Linked DNA regions of Mus musculus: region 1 is linked to region 2. Evidence: chromatin contacts called from ENCODE POLR2A ChIA-PET data. All regions are on one chromosome and are shown on one strand. The core of a region is the stretch at or near the end of the contact, and the rest is flanking DNA. Distances in the headings are between cores, read along the strand shown.

Region 1 (6,022 bases), core at 2,467-4,966, 280 kb before region 2:
ACATTTTGAGACAGGGTCTCACCATATAGCTCTGGCCTGAGGTCCCAGGAATGTTACAAAGTAAACCTTTCAAATACAATGGTCAGGAAAAGTGGAAAAACAAAAGGAAGGGGTGAGAATCCTGTGGACACTGAGCATCCACCTAGCAAGAGAACAGCCAGAAAGTGAAGGGATGAGAAAGCTGGGCCTGGGATCCTAGACTGCACTTCTGCCTAGCTGTGCTGAGGATTAGAGGAGCGAGGAGGCAAGGTCACATGGACAAGGGGGACCCTTTGTGCTATTCTAGGAAGCTGTAAGGAGGGACGAGCACTCTCAGAAGAAGCTGTGCTGCGGAGACAGGGCTGGGTGTGTGGAGGAGCACTTGGGGGTGAGGGACAAGCAAGCAGAGGCGTGGTTAGAACAAGGCTTCAGTGGAGGTGGGCAGTCCAGGCAACAGCTACAGTGATAGAATGTCTGTAGGTACGGAAGACAAGTGCTGCTCAGAATCCGTTCTTCACTTGGGTTCCACCATAGTTCTGTGGTGTTTTAGGCAGGTTCCAACTCTGCAGTCCAGGTTGGGTTGAAACTCTTGGCAATCCTCCTGCCTCAGCCTCATAAGCCACCACACTCAGATACTCGATCAGTCTGTGACCCCACAGCCCCCGTATAAGGAACACAGGATGAAAGGAACAACAAAAAAAAGTAGCATCCTTAGGGACCAGCATAGGCCACAGGAGGCCCATAGCCACCCAGTCTCCTCCCACACAAACACATCAGCCTATACACATGCACACAAACACACAAACTTCACGCTCAAGACACTCACCATGGGCTTGTCGTAGAAAGGGAAGCCCTGCATGGAGCGCAGGGCATTGGTGGCGCTGGTGACCTCCTTGAAGATGACGAAGGCCTGGCCCCTCATCTTCATGATCCGAGACACCAGGATATCCAGGATCTGGCCAAACTGGGAGAAGATGGCATACAGGGACTTCTTGAGCTCTGCATTTAGGGAAGACAAGACACACTGTGACAAATGGCTGGACACTGTGTCCTGGTACTTGCACTATCCTCAGAGGTGGACCAGCCAGGCATGGTGGCGCACACCTTTAATCCCAGCACTTGCAAGGCAGAGGCAGTAAGATCCCTGAGAATCTGAGGCCAGTCTGGTCTACAAACCAAGTCCTGGACAGCCAGGATTGGCTACACTGAGAAACCCTGGCTGGGGATTGGGGGGGTGTGGGGGCGGGGGAGAGAAAAACGAAAAAAAAAAAATCACAAAACCAAAATGTCAGCCCAAATAAGGGGCCACCAGCCAATTGACTGAATACCCAGAAATGCTACATCTCAAAGCCCACAGTAACAGAAACAGCCAATAGCCACTCAAATGGACATGTCTACGTCCTACAAGACGTGGGCAGCTATAATACCTACTACAAACTTGCTGTTCAAATAACAAACACTTCTTTTCACTCTTAAGCTAACCTTCCAGGCCTTTAAGCCTGACATGCCATCGATTCCTTCCTTCCTTCACTTGTTTATTCAAGGTAGGATCCCATTCTATAGCCTGAAACTGTCAACAATTCTCCTGTCTCAGTCTGACTCACAAGCACGGCCTCCTAGTGTCCGCCACACCTCAGCCGTTGTACTCTTCACTGAATGCCCTTCTCCTGACATCTCCATGACTGCCCCTCTAGCCACTTAAGTCTCAGCATAAATCTGCAGCCTCCCTGCAGGAAGCTCTCTCCAACTTCACTGTCCAGATGTCCCCTTATGGCCCTCTTCTTACCCTGTCTCCTGCTGACATCACAAGTCCACTTACCGACCACCACTAACAGCTACAAGCCTGTCAGTTGGACATGCTGGCCCCACCCGAGAATCCCAACCCTCAGGAGCCTGAGGCAGGAGCACCAGGTACCTGAAGTCAATCACAGTGGGACCTGGGAAGTCAGGCTTACAGGCAAGCATGCGTACCAGCTGAGTCATTTCCCAGTCCTCCCACGACACTTTTCTCCAGTTGGTCATAAGAACCAGTATTTACCCTTCCTTAACTTCTGAATTACTTCCACAAAGCAATGCACCAAGGGGCCAGTGCAAGGGCAGTAGAGCATCCATCCACTTCACAAGCCTTCACGACCTGAATATGATCTCAGGAACTCAACAGCTGAAAGACAAAGGCTTCTCTAGAGGGGTCCTGACCACCCTCATGCATCCATTTATAGATGCACACAAAATAAATACATAAAAATAGTCATTTGTGTTTACTTTTTTAAAAATGTGTGCCGGGATTCAGTCTTTGCAGAAACTTTCTAACTATGGGCCTTACTTCCAGACAAGAACTGAATTATTTGGTAGGGATTTCTATTTAAAAAGAATCTTAAAAAAAAAAAATTTTATGTGTGGATTTTTTTTTTTTTTTTTTTGCCTGCAGAAGCCAGAGGAGGATGTCGTATCCCCTGGAACTGGAGACACACACAGTTACGAACCTCCCTGGAGGCAAGGAATCAAAACCAGATCCTCTGTTAGATCAGGCAGCATTCTTTAACCACAGAGCTCTCTCCAGGCCATGCTGATTTTCTTAGTTGCTGAGATTTGAACCCAGATCCTTACTCCTGCTAGGCAAGACTAACACTAGCTACATTCCTCAAACCTTTTGGACACTGGGTCTTGCTATGTCGCCTCAGCTGGTCTGGAACTCAAGCTCCTCCTGCCTCAGTCTCCTGAGTACTGGGATTACAGCCCTGTACCTCCACACCCTAAAAGAAACCGTTTGTCTTTGGTTTCTTTTTTATCTGCTTTGGCCATGTTGTCCCAAATGGTTTCAAACTTTCACTCTTCCTGAAGAACAGAATTACAGCCTCTGCCAACCAGCCCAGTCTAAGAATCTGCTTAAGCAGAACCCCACATTTCTGTCTCATTTTTCTTGCTATTTGATCCCAGGCAAGTTATGCCACCCAAATTCCAACTACTTAATCTGAGAGGCTTGTGAGAATTAAAGACAGTCAAGACTTAGAACGCGGCACAATCACCCACATCACAAAGCCATCCATTGCCCATCCCTCCTGTGTGTCATCTGCATTGTAGTCAATCACTGAGGCCACCACCCAGAGGTCAGTGGACAGAGACAGTCTCATGAAAGCAGACTGATGGCAAGAACGATCCTGGAAGGCTTCAAAGGAAGAAGGGACCTATGAGCTAAAACCTGGAAGATCACTAACAATGCGCAGATTAAAGGGCAGAGTGTAAAACCTAGGGTGAAACCAAGGAACCAGTAGGTACAAAGGCCAAAGTTAACTCCTAACAGACAGAATGGGGAAGGCTGAAAAAGAAATGTGGATGCTAGAGGTGAAAAGGGGTCAACTCTTGTGATATCACCTTGAGTCAGGCTACCCCAAGAACTCACCATCCTTCTTGATCTTCTCATTGAGATTGTTGATATAAATAGTGTGGTTGGCACGGGTCTCGGGAACTGGCATGGTGGCTATGGTGGCCATGGTGTGAGATGTTCAGGTACGGCTTAAAGAGGAGGAAAAAGCGACTTTAGCCCTAAGTTTCCCAAATTCTTTGTTCCAAAGGGCTGATGCTCAGGGATCGCCCTTCCAAGAGGAAGTCGAGTAAGACCGGAATTGGAAGAGGATGTCACAGCTTAGCAACAAAGCCAGCACAGGCCCCCGCTTCTCCAACCCGCGTGCTAAGGGAGAGCTAGAGAGGTTAACTACGAATCCCAGAATGCTCTACGAGTCCCGGCAGGCGGAGCACACCGAGCGGCGCTTCCCATTAGTCCACGTGCGCGAAAGGCGTCCCGGGAGGAAAAAAGACCCCGGATGTCGGAGCCAGTTAAGAAAGTAGGGGCCGACTTGGAACATCCTAGTCTCTCAAAGAGAGGCCTCCCGAAGTGCTCCACCCGCCTCCCCGGCGCCGAGCAGCGTCTACAACCCGCGGGAACCCACCACCTGAGCCGTCGCTCCCGCCGACAACGCCCGCCGAGCTACGCTGCACAGACACACAACTATCTTCCCCGGCAACGGCTTCTCCCTTCCGCGAGCTAATCACGGCGGGCAAACTCGGTAAGTTCAGAGTCTCTCCCCCGGCCTCAGCGTCTGCCAAAGGAACACTTGGGGTCCCGCCCCCTGGACGCGAGGGAACGGACCAATCAAAGAAGGGCACGAGCTTCTGGCCAATTGGGACATGGTTAGAGCTCTGGTGCATTCTAAGACTGCCTTTCGGAAGCCACACCTCTTCCCCTTCCGCCAGTATCACGTGACCTTCAAGAGCGTTGTGCTGGTTGCGAGTTCTATCACGTGGGATGGGAAAGGACAGGTGGAGGCTGGCCGGGTGACGTCATTTCCTCCTGGGGAGGCGCTTGTGCAGATTCCTAAGTTCCTAAATTGATAGGTTTATACCAACTTAGTTGGCCTTTGATCGCTGAGTTGCTGCGACTCTCATACTTCCCCGCTAAGCCCATGACCCGCCCACCATTAGGCTGTTTTCTCACCCACGTGCCTTTTTTGTAACCTCTTAACCCTAGCTCGTAAAGTCAAGGTTTCAAACTCAGGCCCGCAATGCAAAAAGTAGGCAAGTCACATCCTTTAGACACCTCACAACAGATCTGAACCTCCGAATAACAGAAGTGACCAAAACTAGCTTAGCTACAGCAGATGAGATGACACCTACAAAATGTCCCTTCTAATGTAGCCCCAGCCCCATAGCACAGACCACCCTTCGGGATCCTTCAGCATTTGATTTAGCCCAGTTTCTCTTTCCACTGTTTCAAATACTAGCCCAGGTTCTCCCAGAACAACTGGCCAGACACCATATTCTGCTATCAACTCCAGTTTTAATTTTTTTTTTTTTTTTTTTTACAGATCTCAATGTGCAGGCCTGAATATCTCTCATCCAGTTCCTTTAAAAACTGAAAATCTCCATCCTTGGGAGATTTGGGGAGAGCCTCTTATTCTTCCTGTAGACCCCAAATGACTTCTCCATGCTCTTTCCCCCTAAAACCCACAATCTCTCCAATAATTCATGAGACCCCAGACACCAACATTCCACCTCCTTTACCTCTAAATCCCCCGGACCTAGCTTTACCATCCCCTCCTTGTAGTCTCCATACATCTATTTCATCCCCACTGCCGCCCCCTCCCCCCCCTCCTGCTCCTCCCCCTCCCCCTCCCCCTCCCCCTCTACCCTCTGCTGTGGAGCCTGTTCTCCCTCATGTCTATGGCCTGAAGAACAGCCAGCTCCTGAAGGAGGCCTTAGAGAAGGCTGGCCCAGCCCCCAAAGGCAAAGAGGATGTGAAGAGGCTCCTGAAGCTGCACAAGGACCGGTAGGGTCTCCAGCCCCCAAAACCAGCCCAGATCTCAGACAATCACCTGATTACAAGTCACCACAGCCACCCTGCTCTTTGCGGTCCCACTTCCTTGATCTCAAACAGCCAGATGCCTTAAGTACCCTACTTAGTTAGCTTCCAGCAATAGAGAGAACAGCTTCTGCTCGGGCCTGGCTTTGACACAGAAGCCAGTGGTTCTGTGCCTCCAGACAGTGACTCCAGAGTAGCCAGAGTTGTGATAATGGAGCCCAAGGACAGATCTCAGTGTTGGCTTCTAGAATCGAAGCAGCTACAAATGCTAGTGAGCACGTTATGCAGGCCAGTGCCATGAAAGCAGACAGTACCGAGCAGATCTACAGTAAAGACTTTTTAAAGAACTGGCAAAGTGGAGCTGGAAACACAGGGTCAGCAGCAGCGGACGTGGAGTTGGATGGAGGGATTTGGACTGTCCTGAGGTCTGGTGAGCCAGGGAATGACTTCGCTGAGAGAGGAAAGCTACTTTAGAGAATGAAGGTCATGAATCGAGTCCAAGGTCTCAGGAAGAGAGTAGTGCACACAGGGACACGCACAATAAGGGAAGAGACTAGAAAAGAGACCACAGGCCCTTGTCCAGATTGATAAAGAAACTCCTAGTTCCTGACATAGTGGCAACATGCCTGTAATCCCAGAGCTCAGGAAGCCAAGCAGGAGATGAGGGAAGGCCAGCCTGAGCTACAT
Region 2 (6,217 bases), core at 2,711-5,210:
TCATAGACGATAGGGATGCCCGTGGGCAGGTTCAGCTCCATGATGGCCTCTTCTGAGAGACCCTCCAGATGCTTAACGATGCCCCGAAGGCTGTTGCCGTGGGCGGCAATCAAGACCCTTTTCCCCTCTTTGATCTGGGGGACAATTTCTTCATTCCAGAAGGGCAGTGCTCTGGCAATAGTGTCCTTCAGGCTCTCACAGGAGGGGAGCTGGTCTTCAGTAAGGTCTGCGTACCTGCGATCCTTGCTGATGTTGCTGTAGAAGGGGTGATCAGGCTCCATGGGAGGCGGTGGGACATCATAAGATCGTCTCCAGATCTTTACCTGGGCCTCACCATGCTTAGCAGCAGTTTCTGCTTTGTTGAGACCTGTCAGACCGCCATAGTGTCGCTCATTGAGGCGCCAAGTCCTGACCACTGGCAACCACATCTGGTCAATGGCATCCAGGACTGTCCAGAGGGTCCGGATTGCTCTCTTCTGCACAGAGGTGAAGCAGATGTCAAATTCATAGCCAGCATCTCGCAACGCCTGCCCGCCGCGCTTCGCCTCCTCGTGGCCCGCCGGGCTCAGGTCGGCGTCGTACCAGCCGCTGAAGCGGTTCTCCAGGTTCCAGGCGCTCTCGCCATGCCGGATCAGCACCAGCTTGTAGGCAGCCATGGCGATGGGCAGAGGATGCAGCAGCAACTGAGGATCGCCGAGATTCTCTTCGCAGCCCGCCCCCCGCCCCGGTCGCGCCTGCGCCCAGATTTACTTATTTATTATATATGTAAGTACACTGTAGCTGTCTTCAGACACACCAGAAGAGGGCATCAGATCTCATTACAGATAATTGTGAGCCACCATGTGGTTGCCGGGATTTGAACTCAGAATCTTTGGAAGAACAGTCAGTGCTCTTAACCACTGAGCCATCTCTCCAGCCTGTTTCTCTACTTTCAATACATGGGTCTTAGTGACTCATGGAAGCCATCTTGCTGGCCCACAACTGAGGTTTGGTTTTGTTTCTGCCATCTCAATTTCTCTTTCTCTGCATTGCCTGAGTGCTTGACAGATTTTCACTGTGTACGTGCTCTGGGACCAGCACTCAGAATACTTCAGAGCATGCAGAGGTAACCTTAGAACTTGTCCTCAGGGGCCCTAGTCCAGGTGGGGGAAGGTAGAGGGTTAGGGATTGACTGTAATTCAGAGAGGGCATCTAACCCGTGCCCTCTGCAGGGGATTGACTGTAATTCAGAGAGGGCATCTAACCCGTGCCCTCTGCAGGGGATTGACTGTAATTCAGAGAGGGCATCTAACCCGTGCCCTCTGCAGGCACTGCATGCGGGTGGTACAGACACATTCATATACACAGAATTAAATAAACCTAAAACATTAAAGAACAATAACTGGTAAATTATTCTCTCCCAGGGAAATGAGCCAATTCAAGCCAGATTAGAGTATATAAAGGCAGGTTTCGTGGGAAGCTGCTCTTGGGCAGGTGCATGGTCCCAAAGAAGGAGGCCAGAGAAGTCACCACGGAAAGGAAGACTGATGAGAAGTGGGGAGGGAAGGAGGAGAGGGAGGGAAAGATAGAGAACAGAGGAAGGGAGGGAGGGAAGGAGGGAGAGAGAGAGAGAGAGAGAGAGAGAGAGAGAGAGAGAGAGAGAGAACACAGAGCACAAAAGTCTGGATTATATAAGGATGAGCCTCTGGGGGAGGGGAAACCCAGCCCCTGGTCCAGAAAGTTCAGGGTAAAGGGCAGGGTAGGCCAGGTAGGCACTGAGGGATGCTGGGAGAACCTGGAGGCCAGGTCCACCTTGGTATGTTAAATACGAACCTAAGCTGTTTTTCCTGGGTCTGAATCCGGGATGGCATGGACCAACTGTGGTCAGGAGGCTCCGGAGTCTAAGATCGCCTACCTATGCATATCGCGGTCCAGGGCTGTGGGGGTAGTAAGTGAATAAAGGTGCTTTGCCATCAGGCCTGATGTTGCATCCCTGCCTCCCATGGGCTGGAAGGACTCTCTCAAATTGTCACCTGACCTCAACATGCATGTCACGGTACACATAAACCCAAAATAAATACGTTCTATTTTTTTAAATAAATAAGTTCCTGGCCAACCTGGGCTACATGAGACCTCAACTTGAAAGCAAAACAAAGAGTTGGAGAGAGGGTTCAGTGAGGACCCAGGTTTGATTCACAGCACCTACGTGGTGGCTCACAACTGTCAGTAACTCTCCCGGGAGATCTGATGCCTCTGACTTTTGTAGACACCAGGTATGTATATGGTGCACATACATACATACATACATACATACATACATACAGGCAAAACACTCACACGTGTAAAATAAATTAAAAAAAAAAAAAAAAAGCAAAACCAAGAGAATGGTGGCTCCGCGCCTTTAATCCCAACATTTGTGGGACAAAGGCCAGCCTGGTCTAGAGAGTAAGTTCCAGGACAACCAGAGTTACACAAAGAAACTGTCTCAAAAAAAAAAAAAAGAAAAGAAAAGAAAAGAAAAAAAGGCATTAAAAACAAACAACTAAACAAAGCAAAACCAAGAACATCTGAAGAACATTTGAGAGTCTGGCTGTCTCACTGCTGAGAGTGTGCCTTGAATTGGACCCTTGCAATAAGGTAAGGGAGAAAAGCCCTGTGTTTATTTCTTAGGAGATATTGGAAGCCATCTTAGAAAAACTGAAAGCAAGCTAGACAAGCTGGTAATGCCTAAATCCTAGCACTAGAAAAACGAAGCAGGAAGATGAAAGATTCCAGAATAGCTTAGGCTACACAGCAAAACGCTGTCTCAGAAAACAAACAAAAAAGTGGCTGGGGATGTAGCTCAGTGATAAGAGTACTTTGGCTAGCACCACCTCGGTGTTCCGTGCCCAACACCACAAAAACTAAGCAAAAGGAATTTTCTTTAGGGACACACCTGCAGCTCCAGGACTAGCAATATGGAAGCCAAGCATGATTAGAATTTCAAGGCCCTTGTCTACACTGGAGTCCTGCTTCACGAGACTGCCTAAAACAAAAAGAATCCGAAAGTGAGTCCTAGAAAACAGGAAGGAGGGTACCAGAGACCAAATAGTGAAGAGCAAGCTAACCCTTCACTACGAAACCATATCACAAAATTAAACACACACACACACACACACACAAAATTTTAAATCTTAGCTCAGTTCTACGGTGTTTGTTCAAAATGCTCAAATGTTAAATCCCCAAAACTAAAAATAATAATAATAATAATAAGTTTGAGTTTGTTCCCAGAGTTGTGAGCAGTCTTTAAGAGTAAACAGCAACAGGCAGACAAATGCGGAAAACGAAAGCGTTGCCTGGGATCCAGGAGGTTCCCCCAAACAAGCAGCAGACCCCTCTAGGTTAAGCATAGACTCCTCCTACAAGACGGGTTGGGGGTGGGGAAGCAGAGCTCCGCCAGCTAAGGGGCGGGGCTGCGGTCGTTCAGGCAACGCAAGCCGCATCATGCTATTGGCTGCTGTCTAGTGCGTCATCCCCCCCCCCGCCCTCCGGTTTGACCCAGCCTTCGGAACTCCGGGGGGCGTGGCCTCCACCATCTGCCCCAAGCCTGCAAAACCGCAGGGAGGGGAGAATGGTGTCACCCGGTGTCACTCTTCAGTGGGGTCTGGTATAAGGGGTCTGCAGTGAAACAGAGGAGTGAGAAACACAGCTGGGTCCAAAGTAGCAGTTCTGACGGCGTTACCAGACTCCACCGTGGAGACTCCGCTCCGCCCCCTGACCAGTAGCCAACCTAAACCGGACCCGGCCCAGTGATGGACGGGGCCTAGCATCCGTGGCTCCTCTTAGCCAATGGCGCCCCGCGGCGGGCAGGATTCCAACCAATCCTGGCTTGCGACTGGCCTCCGGGGAGGAGCCGAGTGGCCCCCAGCCAGACCCAGAGGCCCGGGGAAAGTGAGCCGGACTTCTACCCAGCACTGGTGGAACCCAACCCTGCAGGCTTGTCGGAGGTAGTCGTGGCGACCCTGGCAGCCGAGGTGAGGAGTGGCCGCCTGTGTGAGATTTCCCTGGAGTTAGAGGAGGACGGGGGCGCGCCCCCACGGTAGGCGGAAGCGGGGTATCCCGAGTGGAGAGCAGATTGGTGTGATTGATGGACATTGGAGGGTGGAAGGCTGAATTCCAGCATCAGCACCGAAGGGGGAGCAGGATTACTCAGGAGTTGGAGTTTGGAGAAGCCAGGAAAACGGAGAAAGAACTTTGGAGGAGAGTGTAGGACAGTTTGAGTCTCGAAGAATAGGCTGAGTTTGGAGTTCCACGGTGTTCTGGACAAAGTGAGCGTTTTAAGGCTAGGATATGAAGCATTTAGAGGAACCCGGGAACTAGAGGAACCGAGTATTGGATTCTGAGACGCCGTCGTGAGAAGGGAATGCCGGGGAAGAGTTCACTGACTGGGTCTCGGAGCCGGACTGGGTATTTGGAAAGCCAGAGTCATTTGAAAGTGGAGCCGAATGAGGGGAGATTTGGGACGAGGTCTCAGAATTGGGATATCCAGTTTCGCCGGCGGAACTATGTACCCGAGAGTTATTTGTCGTCTTTGGGCGATGTGATGGGATTTGGACCTCTGCACACCGAGGACAGTTTGGGGAAGAATCCAGAACTTCCTGGGGTGATAGGGACCCAGAGAAAACAGGTTTCTGACTGAAGCCTGGTGGGGGAGGGGCGCTCGGGGCGTGGAGCTCGGATTCACCGCCCCGAAGGCAGTAGAGGGCGGGGCTCGGCGGCCGCTGGGCAGCTGAAGTCCGGGTTCCCTTCCCCCACCAGCCGGAGCTCCCGTACGCATGCTCTCAGAGAGGGCGGGCGTGTCCAGTCTCTTGGGTGTGCTGGGCCTTCTGGGGATTGTAGTTCCAACGCGACAGCCGAAGCTCTGCCTGGAGCCTTTGGGTCCACAGTTCCCAGAAGGCCCTGAGGATACATTGAGGTGTTCTTGGGTCTGGTCTAGCGACCCAGGGAAGGGTGGTGCCTATAAAAAGAGATGATTGGGTTGGACTGGTCGCTAGAGGGTGCAGTTTGTGGTTAGTTTCGCTCTAGCTGGCTTTCCTTTGGGTCGGAGTTTGGGAAATACTCCCTCTCTTTTGAGAGGTCATAGACTCAATTGTAGGAAGCAGGTACGGACAGAAATATTCTTGTTAAAAAAGGAGAAAAAAAAAAGAATTTAAACACACACGTCCCAGCTAAGCCTCGTCTCACACACATTTAATCCCAGCCTTCAGGGAGGAAGAGGCGGTACGATATGAGTTCGAGACACAGCCTGATCCACATAGGGAGTTCCAGAGCAATACAGAGAAACCCTGTCTCAAGTTTGGGTTTGGTCCATTACTCTGTGCTCCATACCTGTTTGTCCTGTGACCTGTTAGGAAAAAAGTATTGTGGGAAAACAATAACAAGATCTATTGAGACCAGAGTTAGGATTTTCACTTTCCAAATGTTAAAATTGATTACCATAATGTAAATTCAACGTTGTGCCTACCACAGACAAGTGATACTCAAGCCATGCCCGGATGTTTTGGTGATTTGTTTTAGGGCTTTTTTGTTTTTCTGAGACAGGTTTGTCTGACCATATTAAACTCTACCTGCTTCTGCCTCCTGGATGGGTGCTGAAATTAATGGCATAGGACACCATCTGCAATTTTTTTTTCTGTTCATTTTCCTATTTTAAATTTTATGTGTATGGATGTTTTGCCTGCATGCTTGTCTGGGCACTACTTGTGTGCCTGGTGGCAAAGGAGGCCAGAAGAAGCCATGGATCCTCTAAAAGTGGAGTTTTAGGCAGTCCTGAGCCATCCATGCAGGTTCTGGGGATCGAACTTGGATCCTCTAGAAGAACAGACAGTGCTCGTAACCACTCAGCAATTTTTCCAGCTCCTTTTATTTTTGAGACACTGCCTAGCTGAGGGTGACCTTGAACATCTGAACTCACTGCCTCCTTAATACAGAGGAGGTGACAGCTACAGGAGTCTCTCCACCCTCACTACTACCTGCTCCCACTCTGTGTCCTGTGCACCCCTCCTCACACTCACTTACCAGTCCCAGCAATCCTATCTGCATCTTGTTCTCTCAATCACATTGCATGCATTAATTTACCCATTCTTAGCCTTGTGGGATTCTCTGTGCACTTTAAATGGAGGTTCTGATACACACACACATACACACACACACACACACACACACAAAAGCTTCCCATAGCTACACAGGCTTGCTTGAA

Evidence for each region. ChIA-PET counts read pairs that join two places held with the same protein, here RNA polymerase II (POLR2A).
Region 1: POLR2A ChIA-PET joins it to region 2 with 10 read pairs in embryonic stem cell. The contact joins the promoter of BC024978 here to the promoter of Sertad3 in region 2. POLR2A ChIA-PET finds 5 or more read pairs at or near these places in 2 of 5 experiments (Patski and embryonic stem cell).

The regions. Positions count from the first base shown.
Region 1 is chr7:27,192,065-27,198,086 of GRCm38, forward strand. BC024978 (cDNA sequence BC024978) reads left to right here and starts at 3,717. Exons shown (of 7, transcript NM_001243888.1): 1 at 3,717-4,043; 2 at 4,842-5,302. The coding sequence starts at 4,950. It overlaps Snrpa (small nuclear ribonucleoprotein polypeptide A), which reads right to left and starts at 4,207. Exons shown (of 7, transcript NM_015782.3): 1 at 3,927-4,207; 2 at 3,380-3,492; 3 at 806-978. The coding sequence starts at 3,470.
Region 2 is chr7:27,469,880-27,476,096 of GRCm38, forward strand. Sertad3 (SERTA domain containing 3) reads left to right here and starts at 3,961. Exons shown (of 2, transcript NM_133210.2): 1 at 3,961-3,992. It also overlaps the pseudogene Pgam1-ps2.